Regions from separate parts of the Homo sapiens genome. Here region 2 is linked to region 1. Evidence: chromatin contacts called from ENCODE Hi-C or POLR2A ChIA-PET data. All regions are on one chromosome and are shown on one strand. Each heading gives the region's core, a stretch centred on a gene start or an enhancer-like site at or near the end of the contact. The rest is flanking DNA. Distances are from core to core; before and after follow the strand shown. Region 1 has its middle 16 kb from the start of CBFA2T3. Region 2 has its middle 54 kb from the start of CBFA2T3.

Evidence for each region. A loop is a pair of places that touch in the nucleus more often than their neighbours do. ChIA-PET counts read pairs that join two places held with the same protein, here RNA polymerase II (POLR2A). Pooled maps may share reads with other maps.
Region 2: a loop to region 1 is called in a pooled map, with 1.8 times the contacts of the local background. The contact joins two enhancer-like sites. A Hi-C loop is called at or near these places in 7 of 168 maps with a recorded cell type or tissue (ACHN, B cell, Caco-2 and 3 more), 3 of 37 single-sample maps with no recorded cell type and 10 of 50 pooled maps. POLR2A ChIA-PET finds 5 or more read pairs at or near these places in 6 of 52 experiments (A673, GM12878, Panc1 and 3 more).

The regions. Positions count from the first base shown.
Region 1 is chr16:88,989,833-88,997,308 of GRCh38, reverse strand. No RefSeq gene overlaps it. Among named protein-coding and RNA genes, the nearest start is that of CBFA2T3, 16 kb to the right of the region's middle. RefSeq lists an enhancer at 2,694-6,320. Within about 2 kb of position 3,833, at least 2 of the 41 ENCODE cell types and tissues checked have a DNase peak (open chromatin) inside an H3K27ac peak, as active enhancers do.
Region 2 is chr16:89,027,634-89,035,109 of GRCh38, reverse strand. No RefSeq gene overlaps it. Among named protein-coding and RNA genes, the nearest start is that of CBFA2T3, 54 kb to the right of the region's middle. RefSeq lists enhancers at 1-671, 2,881-2,940, 2,951-3,010. Within about 2 kb of position 2,954, at least 5 of the 41 ENCODE cell types and tissues checked have a DNase peak (open chromatin) inside an H3K27ac peak, as active enhancers do.

The DNA of each region.
Region 1 (7,476 bases), core at 2,584-5,083:
TGGCTGCACCTGCGAAGATCTGGAGCCCTCTCTCGAGGGTCAAAACATGAATGGCTCAAGGCCAGGAGCCCAGAAGATGGGCGAAAGGGTGCAGGAGGCTCACCCACCATGGATGGACTCATTTAGGAGGGCTGCACCTGCCAAGATCTGGAACCCTGTCTCGAGGGTCAAACTCCTACTCCACCCTCAGTCCCCACAGGTGCTGGCTCTGGGAAGCCCAAGGGGATACGCCCCCACCCAAGACTGTGAGGCCTAAGAGGTTTACCTTACGGGTTGGATGGAGCCCCCCACCAATTTATAAGTTGAAGTTCTAACCCCCCAACACCACAGACGATGGCCTTCCTGGGAAATAGGGTCTTTCAAGATGATCCAGGTGAGATCGCTAGGGTGGGCCCTCACCCCACAGAACTAGCTTCCTTCTAGAAAGGGCAGGTGTGGACACTGAGCTGTGCACGCAGGGAGAACGCTGGGTGAAGAGGGAGGCGGAGATCGTGGTGATGCACCCACAAGCCCGGGCGCACCAGAGACTCCCCCATCCCCCAGAACCCGCCGGGCGCACCAGAGACTCCCCCATCCCCCAGAACCTGGAGAGAGGCCTGGAGCAGATGCCCGCCCCCACCCCTCCAGCACCGCAGAAGGAGCCGGCCCTGCAGACAGCTTGGTCTCAGAGCCGTGGGAGAACAGATCCTTGCTGTGGAAGCTCCTGGTCTGTGCTGATTTATCACGGCAGCCCCGAAAGACTCCCACGCCAGCCACCAGAGCAGACTCCAGCTGTCACCAGGGGATGGCACAGGGTCCCAGAGGCCCCCCCGCTCCACGCCAGGGGCTGCCCCTTTCGTTGATGGCTAAAAGGGGTGAGAGGCTGGGTGAGCAGGATGGGGCTGGGGTCCCAGGGACCTCCAAGGCTGCAGTGTCACCCTGTGCCCGAGGGCCACCCCTCGGCCCTCCCGGCACCTGTAGGCCAGCCTTTGTCAGGCTGCGGGGGTGGCCGGTCCCTGCAGGGGACGCGAACCCATTTAGCGGATCGTGAGCAGCCTTTTTTAGTGAGACAGAATAAAATGGAAAGTGTGGGTGCTGAGAGGCACAGGCCCCAGGACGAGGTGCCCGTGTACCCCAGAGAGACTGTGTGTGCCTGGATGCCGGGCACTGGGTCTGGGAAGAGGGAAACAAGCTCCTTTCTCAGACAGCCACTCATTCCGGGGCCCTGGACGTGGGAGCTTTCCACACAGAGCCAGTCTCCAGCTCTCTGTGGATGACCGTGGGGAGCCCTACGATTTAGCCTGATTACATTGAGTCACCGCAGACCCGGGGAGCCCAGGGCTGTCCTGCAGCTGCCCCCACTTCAGCGCCAGTCTCTGGGTCAGGCCACCTGTGCTTCTCACTGACCAGCTGTAAACCCAGACTCCTGTGAGCCCTGAGCCCCGGTCTGGTGTGTGCTAGGCCAGCTCACAGGACTCAGAAACACTTACACATGCTGGTTTATTATAGAGGATGTTACAAAGGACTCGCAGGACGGGGTCCGTAGGGTGGGGTCCGGAAGCTTCCAGAGCGCAGGAGCCCTGTCCCCACTGAGTGGGGGTGGCCGCCCTCACGGCACTGATGTGTTTCCACCCTGGATGCTCCCAAGTCCTGTCTTTTGTCTTTTAGGGATTTCTTTTGAGGCTTCATCACATAAGCATGACCCCTGATGACCTCAGCGTCCCAGCCCTCTTCTTCCCAGGGGCTGGGGCTGAGAGTTCTAGGCTTCTAATCCTAGGGGGGGCTCTCTGATGTGCAGCCCCCATCCAGGAGCCCCCATGGGTACCTCAGTAGAACAAAGGATGCTCCTGGCATCCCGGAAAGGCTAAGGGTTAGGAGCTCCATGCCAGGAACTGGGGCAGAGGCCAAAGGTACGTTTCCTATGACGCTGCAGTTTGTGACTGTGAACGTCCCACAGCAGCCTGGCGGGACAGACAAATGAAGCGAGGAGATGTCTCCTCCAGCAATGCTGTGCGGCAGGAACGTGGGAGCCTGAGACTCACCCCCCACACGAAACAGAACTCAGAGGCAAGGAGGCGAAAAAGACGTCGGGTCCCGGCCACAGGCAGGCGACGCTGTGCTGAGGAAGGGACACGCACAGAGGCCTAAAACGACGGAGAAAGCAGGGATGTGATCGCAGCTCGTGCTGGGGCTGAAGCCACCTCCTGGGGCAGCCGTGGAGGATGCAGGGGCTCAGGGCGTCCCACCTGCTCTGTTTCCTGCTGCCCCAAGGGCGTGTGCACTTCACAGTGCAAAGGTAAAAGAAATGCTACAGTAAATAAAATGGAAGCCACGGCACTTCTCCAAGGGGAAGGGGAAGGGGAAGGGCTGCTGTCCGCCACGTGTGAGCGTGAACAGATCCCACATTCACGCACACAGAAATCACATAGACTCTCGTGCGTCTAAGTGGCATTGCTGTGTCATTTGCAGAACACACAAGAGCACGTGAATATTGTGAGGAGATAAAATGCCTTCCTCACTGTAGATTGTGCTCAGAAAGGCTCGCAAGCCACAGACCTGGGCAGATTTCAATGCAAACACTAGGAGAACTGGCTTCTCCTGATCCCCATTTGAGGGATGGGCAAACAGGCTTGCGAGGATTGGGGACAGCCAGGGATCCCCAGCCAGGCCCCAAACCTGGCTTGCTGTTGGGGGAGCCCTTGCCCCAAGCCGCTTGTGAGAGCCTGACTGTGGCCTTAGGGCCGCCCAGCTCGGGGCCCCAATTGCCGCAGGGAGGTCTCATCTGGGTCCCACGGCTCAGCCACTTGGGGACTGGGGTCATGGATGCCTGGCACTGAGGGGGCACTGGGTTCCAATTCTGGTGCTGCCTTTTCCTGCCTGGGAGACCCTGGCTCTCAGTGGCTTCATCCGTCCCATGGGAGAAGGGAGTGGAGCCCATGCCACCGCCCGGTCCTGGTACCAAAGCAAAACGCCCAGGACAGGAGCTGAGGGAGGTGGGTGGTAGACAGGCCCCCTGGGCTTCGCTGGCCTGGAAGCAGGTCTCCGACCTGTCCAGCAAGGGCTGAACCTGCCTCAGCATCCGTGCTCTCGGACCCCAGGACTCTGGACAGGCCCAGTTCCTCCTGAGCCACCAAGACTCCTGGTCCTGGGGCTCCCTCGGCCATCCCTGGAGCTGAACAGGTGCTGACCACAGAGAAGCCTCGTGCACAGGTGCCTGGGGGGCACGTTATGGGGCAGGGGCAGGGCCGACCGACTCCAGGTAACCTCAGTTTTCTCATCTGCCGGACGGTCCTGTTGCTTCTTCCCCAGCTACAGCCAGATTCCAGCTCCTCCCAGCTGCCAGCCATACCTCCCCTGTCCAGCCCCAACCTCAGACTCCAAAACCACAGCCTCCTCACTGGGCCCCTGGTTCTGGCTCTCACAGAAGGGAAGAAGGAGAAAAAAAGGGAGGGAGGAGAAAGGGAGGGGAAGAAGGGAGGAGGGAGGAGGAGGAAGGAGGAGGGAAGAGAGGAGGGAGGGAGAGAAGAAGGGGGAGGGAAGAGGGAGGAGGGAGGAGGGGAGAGGGAGGGAGAGGAGGGGGGAGGGAGGAGGAAAGAGGAAGGAGGAGGAAGGGAGGGAGGAGGGGAGAGAGAGGAAGAGAAGAAGGGGAAAGGAGGAGGGAAGAGGGAGGGAGGAGGGAGGAGAGAGGAGGGGGGAGGAAGGAGGGAGGGAGGAAGGGAGGAGGCAGGAAGGAGGGAGGAGGAGGGAGGGAAGAGGGAGGGAGGAAGGAGGGAGGGGCATCTGCTTTGTTTCCTCTCCACCCCCTCTGGACATAAGAGCAGTAAGGGCATCCGTTACATGAAGCAGATGGAACCCTCATGTGAACCCCAAAACAAGTTGCAAACATATTGTTTAGTCCCAACCACGTGTTGGGATGGAGGGGAAGGAGTCCTGGGGCCCCTGGGGATGGTGCTCCCGGCAGGGGGAAGCAAGTGCTGAGGCTGTGAGGCAGCCGCAGTGCTGCCAGTGTCTCCACCCAGAGCGGACCCAGCTCCTGCCCAGCTGCAGCCCGGGGCTGGGCTCTGAGCACAGGCTCACAGCAAAGGGTCCCAGCTGGTGGGCCTGGCTCTTGTGGAGGCCCCAGGACACTCCTCCCACTTGGTGGAGCAGGAGCCAGCCCCTCCAGAGGATCTTGGGGCTGGGAGGGGCTGAGGAACGAGAGGGGGACAGGGAAGCTGGGCAGCAGGTGCCGCTCCTAACATCCCTGACCGGCTGCCGGCCTCGTCTGAAATCCAGAGCTCATTTGCGCTCATCAGTTGGCCGACAGATGGGCCCCGGCTTCATATTTTTGGATTCGGTTAGATTCGAGGGCTGATGTGAACCGACTCAGAGACTCAGAGCACAGGTGTGAGAGCAAAACAGCCCTGGGCGGTGGGGGTGGGGGAAGCCGCAGGCAGCCGAGGGAACAGGGCTCTCGCGCTTGGGGCTGGGAGCCCACCCAGGCAGCTGATGGGGGGCTGGGAGCCCACCCAGGCAGCTGATGGGAGACACTCCAGGTGCCCCTGGGGAAGGAGTACCTCGGGGTGGCTGGGGATTTGGGTAGAAGCCTCTTGAAGGGGCGCCTGACGCTGTGACCCCTGCCCCCAGTTCACCGTGGCCGTGATAAGGAGGCGGCCTGGCTGGGCTATGGGAGATAAACTCAGAGGAAGGCCAAGCAGGCCGGGTAACTGCCTCTGTCACAGCAGGAACGCTCCCAGCCCCCTGCCCAGTATCTCTCGGGCCACCTTGGGCAGACTGGGGGAAGTTCCCAGGCACAGAGATGGGCTGCCGGATGTGGAGTTGTCTGCAGACTCAGAGCCCCAGCCCCACCCTGTAGAGGCGATGACCCCGGGGGTGGGATGCGGAGGTGGCCCAGGAAGACGTCCCCACGGTCGCCCAGCCGTCAGCAGCAGAGTCCCAGCCCGCCCCCAGCACTCCCGGCCCGGGGTGCTTTCTGCAGAGAACAACTGACTTTCTCTCACTATACCCCGTTATCCCTGTAGGATGGTGGGGAAACTGAGGCCCAGGCGGTCAGGGAGCCCCACATCACAGACACAGCAGGCCCAGAGAGAAGCCATGCACCTCACCAGGATGCGGAGGCCTCGGCCTCCAGAATCCACGAGGCCGCCACGTTCCAGGGTACCCAGTTGTTTGGGCAGCCTGGGGTATCCCAGTCACCAGGCAGCTCCGGGCCCGCGGGTCGCCAGCTGTGTGTTTGGCTTTTGTCATGGGCTGGAGTCTGGAGTCTTGGAAAAACAAATTCCTACCCTCGGGCTCCAGTCTGTCTGGAAAGAAAAGACTCACATTTACAAACAAGCAGACACATAACACGCCCCCCAGCGCCCACGTGTGATCAGGCATGTGCTGTGTGGGTCACGTTGGGCTCCCTGGGCCCATCACAGGGGCACTGTTCATTCGTTCCTTCTACAAACACGTACAAAGCACCTACTGTGTGCCTGGTACGAGTCTAGGCACTGGGGACACAAAAGAAACACAGCCCCCAGCCTTGTGTTCAGGTAAACAGGGGTATTTGTGGAGGAAAGGGTTCCTAAGGGGACCAGGGCTGCTGCATTTTATTTATTTATTTTTTGAGACAGAGTCTTACTCTGTCGCCCAGGCTGGAGTGCAGTGACACGATCTCAGCTCACTGCAACCTCCGCTTCCCAGGTTCAAGTGATTCGCTTGCCTCAGCCTCCCGAGGAGCTGGGATTACAGTCATGTGCCACCAGGCCCAGCTAATTTTTGTGTCTTTAGTAGCAATAGGGTTTCACCATGTTAGCCAGGCTGGTCTTAAACACCTGACCTCAGATGATCTGTCCGCCTCGGCCTCCCAAAGTGCTGGGATTACAAGCGTGAGCCCTACCTTGCCCAGTCGCTGCTGCATTTTAAAGCAAAAATTGAGATTTTCAGGGCAAATGTAGAAGTGAGCCTCTTCCGGACTCCTCGGAACAGCCAGGCAAGGGGCACCATGAGTCGGCTGCAGCCCTCAGGCGGGTACAGCTGAGGGTCCCCATCATAGTGAGGGGACACAGGGCTCCCAGCCAGCCACCATCCCCATCCCTCGAAGCTAGGCAGGGGAGAGAGGCAGCCCCAGGTGGAGGGAAAGTGGGAAGGATCCACACAGCTCCCCAAGGAGCCTCCTCGGAGAAGAGGTACACGTGGGGTTCCACCTGGGAAGAGGAGGGCTCCTCCGCTCTGCAGGCGTGAATTTGCTCCAGGCCTCCGTTGCAAGAAGCTCTCCTACTTTGGGTCTAACAGAGCTGCCTGAGGCCCTCCCCAGGACAAGCCCCCTCATCACCAGTCTAAGCCTGCTGTCCACACCTGGGGTGGTGCTGTCCTGTCACCCCATCCTGAGCCCCAGAGCACAGGTACTGTCACTGAGGCACACACTCAGGTGCCAAATCCGCTCCCCAACACAGCACACAGCCTCCCGCCGACTAGAGCTGGGCCCAGCAGTGTTCCGGCCCCACTCAGCCTGGAGGAAGCTCTGCTCTTCCTTCCATGGCCACGGCTAACTCTGTTCCCTCTGAGCCCTTGCCTTTATCCCCCCGAAAGGCAGGGACCCCACAGAACTTTCCCAGCTCCCTGGCAGCCAGACACGGCTGTGAGACCCGGCTTAGCCAGTCAGCTGAAAGGGGAGAACTGCATGAGGTTTCTGGAAGAGATTTTCCTCCCTGGCTCTTTCTCTTCCTTCCCTGAACGCAGTGGTCAGAAGCTGTGACTCTTGGAGCTGCAGCACCCATCTGGGAACCATGAGGCAACAGGTCGGACAACAGCAGGCCGGGCAGAGGCCACGACAAGCCGGATGACAGCAGGCCGGGCAGAGGCCACGACAGGCCGGATGACAGCGGGCCTGGCAGAGGCCACGACAAGGCATGAGAGGGAGCGGGCCAGGGTCCCTGATGACGTCACTGACTGACACACCCAGTCCAGAACCTCAGGACGGGCCCCACGCAGGCCTGTGTTTTTCCATTTGAAGCTGGAGAGGGCCCAGCAGCACCCCCGTGGAGCCCCCCACAGTGCCCCGTCTGCCGCTGCTGCACTGGGCCACCCCCCAGGGCCTCACAGCCCAAATCACCCACTACCATGACTGAGGACGGGTGACTGGAGCTGGGGGTGGTGGGTTGTGAGGGAGGGGCTTCCGTATGGAACCACCGGGAAGCCCCAGCTGTGGAGAGGGCACAGGAGGGCAGCTCGCTCAGGGCTGTGAGGGCTGAACCTGATGTAGCCTTCAGCTGATGGGACATGGGGAGCCAGTGCTTGTTCTAGAGGGGAGGCATCCCTTGCGTCCAGGACAGATCCCAGCTCTGCTCCCATCTCCCAGGGTGCCAGGGGTCTCTCAGGGTCTCTGGAAGGAGCCGCCGTGGGCTGGGAGAGAAGAGCCAGGAATTCCGAGTCTTCTGTGTGGCCAGAGGGTCCCCTGCCAAGATGACCCTGTGAGCCGCCGTCTGGTTTACCATGCAGGGCCGCAGGTGAGCA
Region 2 (7,476 bases), core at 1,705-4,204, 39 kb before region 1:
GGTGGCAGTGGTTTCTTTGTTGCTGCAGGAGGAGAGGATGAATCTGAAGGGAGAGAGAGGAACGGACGGCAGGGGCAGGAGCAGAGGAGGGAGAGAAGGAGCTCCGGGTGAAGCAGAGGGGGCCGGGGAGGGGCAAGCAGGTGGGGGCTGTGCTCCCAGGCACACCCGGCCCCCCGGCCTCAACACAGGCCCTGCCCCTCTCCACCTGCCTCTACAAGCCCTGTGGCCACTTTCTCCAGGACAGAGGAGGCCGCAGCCAAAAACAAAGTTTCTTCCCACCTCCTGCCAGCATGCTGGTTCCTGGCTGGTGGCCCTGCTCTCACCACGAGGCCGTGGGCACGGCCAGTTTGGGATGTGCTGGTGCCTCTGCTACGTGGCATCCTGCTGGGTCCCTGACAGGAGGCCTAGCCTGGCCTGTCTGCCTGACCTTGCCAGGGAAGGTGCCCCAAGTGTGCTAGGAAAGAATGCCAGGCACCAACTCCATAGCCAGCCTCTCCTCCCACTGGTACCGCGGCCTGCCCGGCCTCCACCACCACTGAAGAGGGCAGGCGCGGGACACCCAGGGGTCAGGGAAGCTCCCAGAACGATGCCCTCCATCGGACCTCAGAGAGCACGGGCCTGACTGTGTCCATGCATGCGCCAGAGTGTGCTCTGTGTGTGTGCGCGTGTGGGTGAACCCACGTGTGAGTGTGCATGTGAGTGTGTGCAGGTGAACCCACACGTGAGTGTGCGTGTGAATACATACGAGTGAACCCACGTGTGGGAGTGTGTGAGTGCGGGTGAACCCACGCGTGTGTGTGTGAGTGCGTGTGGGTGAACCCAAGCATGAGTGTGAGTGTAGGTGAACCCACACATGTGTGTGTGAATGCGTGCGGGTGAACCCACGCATGTGAGTGCAGGTGAATCCACACGTGAGTGTGTGTGTGAACTTGTGGGGGGGAACCCATGCTTGAGTGTGTGTGTGCACGTGCAGCTCTGGCCACCCACTAACATTTGCTCAGCTCAGCCCTGCAGTGCGGGTGGACGCCCAGGGAGGCCATGCACTTGCCTGCAGTCCGAGTGCTGGGCTCTGGCCCCAGCCCTGCCCGTGTGCTGTGTGAGCCAGGGCATGGCACCTTCTGCCCCTCCATGAACCCAAGTCTCTTCCCTCACCAGTGAGAGCAAATCCCGGCACCACGACCGGAGCACCAGCACAGATGCAGGGTGAATGGCAGCACACACGCTCCCTGGGTGCCCTCGGGCCTTGGTCTCAGCTTTGGAACAGCAAATTGGCTGTGGGGAGGGGGTCTGCTTCCCCTTCTACCTCCTGAGTCCCCCTAGAGCCCACCTCCTCTGCTTCATCCCATGACCCCCTCTCTGGAAGAGCTCCCAGCTGCCCACTGCCTCCCACACCCCCTCTCCTCTGGCCTGTCCAGCCACGGTGGCTGGACAGAAACAACACACTGGATCACCCTGCCCTGGCCTGGAACCTCCTGCTGCTCCTCACTGCCATCCCATCGAGTTCACCCTCCCATGCCAGCCCTTGCCCCAAATCCTCAGGGCACCACGTGCACCCTCAAAACTGTCCTCGCAGGGCCCCTGGGGCCCTTCCACATGCTCTCCCGGTGGCATGGACGTGCCCCTTCCTGGCCCTCTCCCGATGACCTCACAGCTCAGCCTCCCTGCCTTCCTCCAGGTCTTCCCTGCCTGTACCAGGCTTTCCCCGGCAAGCTCACACCACGCAGGGTCCTGAGTGGATGCCACTCGTTTATTCCTCTATTTCCCCCACTCTACCATCTCAGAGCTTTTTGAGGGCAAAGCAATTTCTCTGTATCCCCAGAGCCTAACTCATGGCTGCTGTTTGATACTTTAAATAAATAAATAAATAAATAGGCCGGGCGCAGTGACTCACGCTTGTACTCCCAACACTTTGGGAGGCCGAGGTGGGTGGATCACCTGAGGTTGGGAGTTCGAGACCAGTCTGACCAACATGGAGAAACCCCATCTCTACTAAAAATACAAAATTAGCCCGGTATGGTGGCACATGCCTGCAATCCCAGCTACTCAGGAGGCTGAGGCAGGAGAATCGCTTGAACCTGGGATGTGCAGGTTGCGGTAAGCTGAGATCACACGACTGCACTCCAGGCTGGGCAAAAAGAGTGAAACTCCCTCTCAAAATTTTAAAAAATCATAAATAAATAAATGACATAATTGAAATACATTATGAAACTTTTCTGGATCCATTTCCTCATCTAGAAAATAAAGAGGTTGAATTTCTGACAGTCCAGACTCCCCTCCACGCCTTTAAATGCCGGCTCTGGCCCAACTGAAAGACCAGGAGTGGTTCGTGAGAGCAGTTCCCACTGCTTCAGCCCCAATTCAGATAAATCCACCTTTGTTGAAGCCACGTTGTGCCAGATGCCACAGAGAATTTTCAGAGGGCACACAAGCAGTGAAGACGCCTGTGAGGACGGGTGAGGCTCAGAGCGGAGATCAGGTGAGGACGGGTGAGGCTCAGAGCGGAGATCAGGTGAGGACGGGTGAGGCTCAGAGTGGAGATCAGGGGAGGACGGGTGAGGCTCAGAGTGCAGATCAGGGGAGGACGGGTGAGGCTCAGAGTGCAGATCAGGGACGCATTACTGAGATGTAGCGTGTGGATGGGGCCAGGAGGAACGAGGGGCTCTGATGGGACTGAGGGTGTGGTGGGAACGGCACTACAAGTGGGAAGGCAGGATGCTGCCAAGGCAGGGCATGGCGTCCACTCCCAGCCATGATAAAAATCACGGGTGTCCGTCAGGCTCATCCTCCTTCTATAAACAATTGTTTAACTGGATGAAATGTAAATGAACTGTTTTCAGGCACTGCACAACAGATATTTCCACGTGCACCCAAGCTTTCTGCTGGGAGGTACTTTCCAAACCACAGGACAAGGAAGTGGGGACTCAACCCAGCACAGATGTCTCAACAGGCAGAGAAGCAGAGCGGGGAGTATGGGGCTGCCGAGGTGTCCGCAACTTGCGGCGAACAGAAAGGAGGAAGCTGTGCAAAGAAAAGGAGCCCAGGAATCTGTACAGGAGTTCCCTTGAGCCGTATAGGAAGGACTTCACAAGGCCTGGCCAAGACAAAGCGTTTTGCATGGAGGAAAGAGTTTGGAGGTAAAACAGTGCTGGAAGACACTGTGTGACCCAAACAGCTTGAGTGGAAAGACCTCGCTGACAACCCCAGTAAGGCAGGTCTCAGGAGGACTATCCTAGCCACAGGCTAAGGATTGCTTGAGAACCTGCCCTCGCAAAGTCTAAACTCAAGCTGACAGCCATCTCCTAGAACAAAACTTCCCATCTTTAAAGATGACAACATCATCCAAACTCTCAATATAGCCTCCATGATGTTCAGCATACAATAAAAATTATTATATATGCAAAGAAGCAGGCAAATTTAACCAGAAGAGAAGTTGATAGAACAGAGCCAGAGATGACACAGATGTTGGAATTCAAAGAGAAAGATTTAAAAGAAGAGAAAGACATGAGTGAGGAGATAGAGATTCTCAAAAGAATGGAAACTATGGAAGGGGAAATGATATTAAAAAATCTAGAACTAAATATTATAATATCTAAAATTTAAAATTCACTAGATGAGTCCAACAGAGGATTGGACTACAGAAGAAATGGTTAGCAAACTTGAAGATGGATACATAAAAACAATCCAAAGAGCCTAGGCATGGCAGGTCATGCCTATAATCCCGGCCCTGTGGGAGGCTAACACGGGTGATCACCTGAGGTCAGGAGTTCGAGACCAACCTGGCCAATAGGCTGAAACCCCATCTCTACTAAAAATACAAAAATTAGCCAGGCATCGTGGCACATACCTGTAATCCCAGCTTCCCAGGAGGCTCAGGCACGAGAATCGCCTCAACCAGGGAGGCAGAGGTTGCAATGAACTGAAATCGTGCCACTGCACTCCAGCCTGGGTGACAGAGTGAGACTCCCTCTCAAAACAAACAAAATCTTTGACTTCTAATCAGAAACAATGCAAGCCAGAGGACAATGGAACAGTATCTTTAGAGTGTTAGAACTGTGAGCTCAAAATCCTACACTCTGCAGGAAAAAAAAGTCCTTCAAAAATTAAGGTGAGATAAAGCATTCAGATAAACAAAATCTGAGAAAATGAATCACTAGAAGAACTGTACATAAATAAATGTGAAGGAAGCCCTTCAGGCTGAAGGGAAATGATGCCACATGGAATTTCAGATCCACACAAAGACGTGAAGAGCCCTGGAGGTGGCAAACATGAAGTAAATAGAAAGTCCCCTTTACCCACGTATTAATATAAAGTCTGCTTTACTCATATATTAATATAAAGTCTGCTTTACTCATGTATTAATATAAAGTCTGCTTTACTCATGAATTAATATAAAGTCCCCTTTACTCCTGTATTGATAAAGTCCCCTTTACTCATATATTAATATAAAGTCCCCTTTACTCCTGTATTAAGATAAAGTCCCCTTTACTCATATATTAATATAAAGTCTGTTTTACTCATATATTAATATAAAGTCTGCTTTACTCATGTATTAATATAAAGTCTGCTTTACTCATGAATTAATATAAAGTCCCCTTTACTCCTGTATTAAGTCCCCTTTACTCATATATTAATATAAAGTCCCCTTTACTCATATATTAATATAAAGTCCCCTTTACTCATATATTAATATAAAGTCTGCTTTACTCCTGTATTAATATAAAGTCCCCTTTACTCATATATTAATATAAAGTCCCCTTTACTCATGTATTAATATAAAGTCTGCTTTACTCCTGTATTAATATAAAGTCCCCTTTACTCATATATTAATATAAAGTCCCCTTTACTCATATATTAATATAAAGTCTGCTTTACTCCTGTATTAATATAAAGTCCCCTTTACTCATATATTAATATAAAGTCCCCTTTACTCATATATTAATATAAAGTCTGCTTTACTCCTGTATTAATATAAAGTCCCCTTTACTCATATATTAATATAAAGTCTGCTTTACTCATATATTAATATAAAGTCTGCTTTACTCATGTATTAATATAAAGTCCGCTTTACTCATGAATTAATATAAAGTCCCCTTTACTCCTGTATTAAGATAAAGTCCCCTTTACTCATATATTAATATAAAGTCCCCTTTACTCATATATTAATATAAAGTCCCCTTTACTCATATATTAATATAAAGTCCCCTTTACTCATATATTAATATAAAGTTCCCTTTACTCATATATTAATATAAAGTCTGCTTTACTCATGTATTAATATAAAGTCCCCTTTACTCATATATTAATATAAAGTCCCCTTTACTCATATATTAATATAAAGTCTGCTTTACTCCTGTATTAATATAAAGTCCCCTTTACTCATATATTAATATAAAGTCCCCTTTACTCATGTATTAATATAAAGTCTGCTTTACTCCTGTATTAAGTCCCCTTTACTCATATATTAATATAAAGTCCCCTTTACTCATATATTAATATAAAGTCTGCTTTACTCCTGTATTAATATAAAGTCCCCTTTACTCATATATTAATATAAAGTCCCCTTTACTCATATATTAATATAAAGTCTGCTTTACTCCTGTATTAATATAAAGTCCCCTTTACCCATATATTAATATAAAGTCCCCTTTACTCCTGTATTAATATAAAGTCCGCTTTACTCATATATTAATATAAAGTCCCCTTTACTCATATATTAATATAAAGTCCCCTTTACTCATATATTAATATAAAGTCCCCTTTACTCATATATTAATATAAAGTCCCCTTTACTCATATATTAATATAAAGTCCCCTTTACTCATATATTAATATAAAGTCCCCTTTACTCATATATTAATATAAAGTCTGCTTTACTCCTGTATTAATATAAAGTCCCCTTTACCCATATATTAATATAAAGTCCCCTTTACTCCTGTATTAATATAAAGTCCGCTTTACTCATATATTAATATAAAGTCCCCTTTACTCATATATTAATATAAAGTCCCCTTTACTCATATATTAATATAAAGTCCCCTTTACTCATATATTAATATAAAGTCCCCTTTACTCATATATTAATATAAAGTCCCCTTTACTCATATATTAATATAAAGTCCCCTTTGCTCATGTATTAATATAAAGTCTGCTTTACTCCTGTATTAATATAAAGTCCCCTTTACTCATATATTAATATAAAGTCCCCTTTACTCATATATTAATATAAAGTCCCCTTTACTCCTGTATTAATATAAAGTCCGCTTTACTCATATATTAATATAAAGTCCCCTTTACTCATGTATTAATATAAAGTCTGCTTTACCCATATATTAATATAAAGTGTGCTTTACTCCTGTATTAATTTTATGTTAAAGACAACTGACCATTTTAAGTAAAAATAATAAAAAGATATTATAAGAGTCATAATATTTGTGAAGTAGAATGTATGACTGAAACACAAACATGGGTAAATGGTACCATATTGCAATTTTCTTCCATTCTACATGAAGCAAAATAATATAAATGCAAGGTAGACACTGTAATCCTTGGTGCAGCTGTTAAAATCCTAAACAGAAGTGTAGCCTCCAAATAAATAAATACACACACACACACACGTATACGTATATGAAATAAATAAAATGGCCAGGCACCATGGCTCACACCTGTAATCCCAACACTTTGGGAGGCTGATGTGGAAGGATCACTTGAGCCCAGCAGTTCAAGACCAGCCTAGGCAACACAGTGAGACCCTGTCTCTCCAAAAAGATTTTTTAAATTAGCTGGGCACAGTGCCTCTCATCTAGTCTCAGCTACTCAGGAGGCTGAGGTGGGAAGATTGCTTGAGCCCAGGGGTTTGAGGTTACAGTCAGCTAGGATTGTGCCACTGTACTCCAGCCTGGGTGACAGAGTAAGACCCCATCTCTAAATAAATGTTTTTTATTAAAGAATATGGAATACTAAGAAATAATTAAATAATTCAAAAGAAGGCAAGAAAGGAGGAAAATTCAAAACAAAAACCAAGGGGGACAAATATAAAACAAATAGCAAGATGATTTATGCCCAAACATGTCAATAATTACATTAAGTGTAAATTGACTAACACTTCAGTTAAAAAGCAAAGATAATAAAACTTAAATTTACAAAAGCAAAGATTGCCAGTCTGGATTTAAAAAAGCTAGACTCAACCATCTGTTGTCTGCAAGAGAATAGTTTAAATATAAAGCACAGATAGTTTGAAAGTAAGAGGATGGAAAAAGATACATCACACAAATAGTACTATAGGCAAGCTGGAGTGATTTCATTAATATCAGACAAAATAGACTGCAAGACCATATTATCAGAATTAAGGAGGAACATATAGTCATAAACTTGTCAGTTCATCAGAAACACAAAACAATCCTAAATATACACACATTTAATAACAGTTTCAAAATATGGGAAGCAACATAGATCCACAGAGAAACACAGACAAACCCA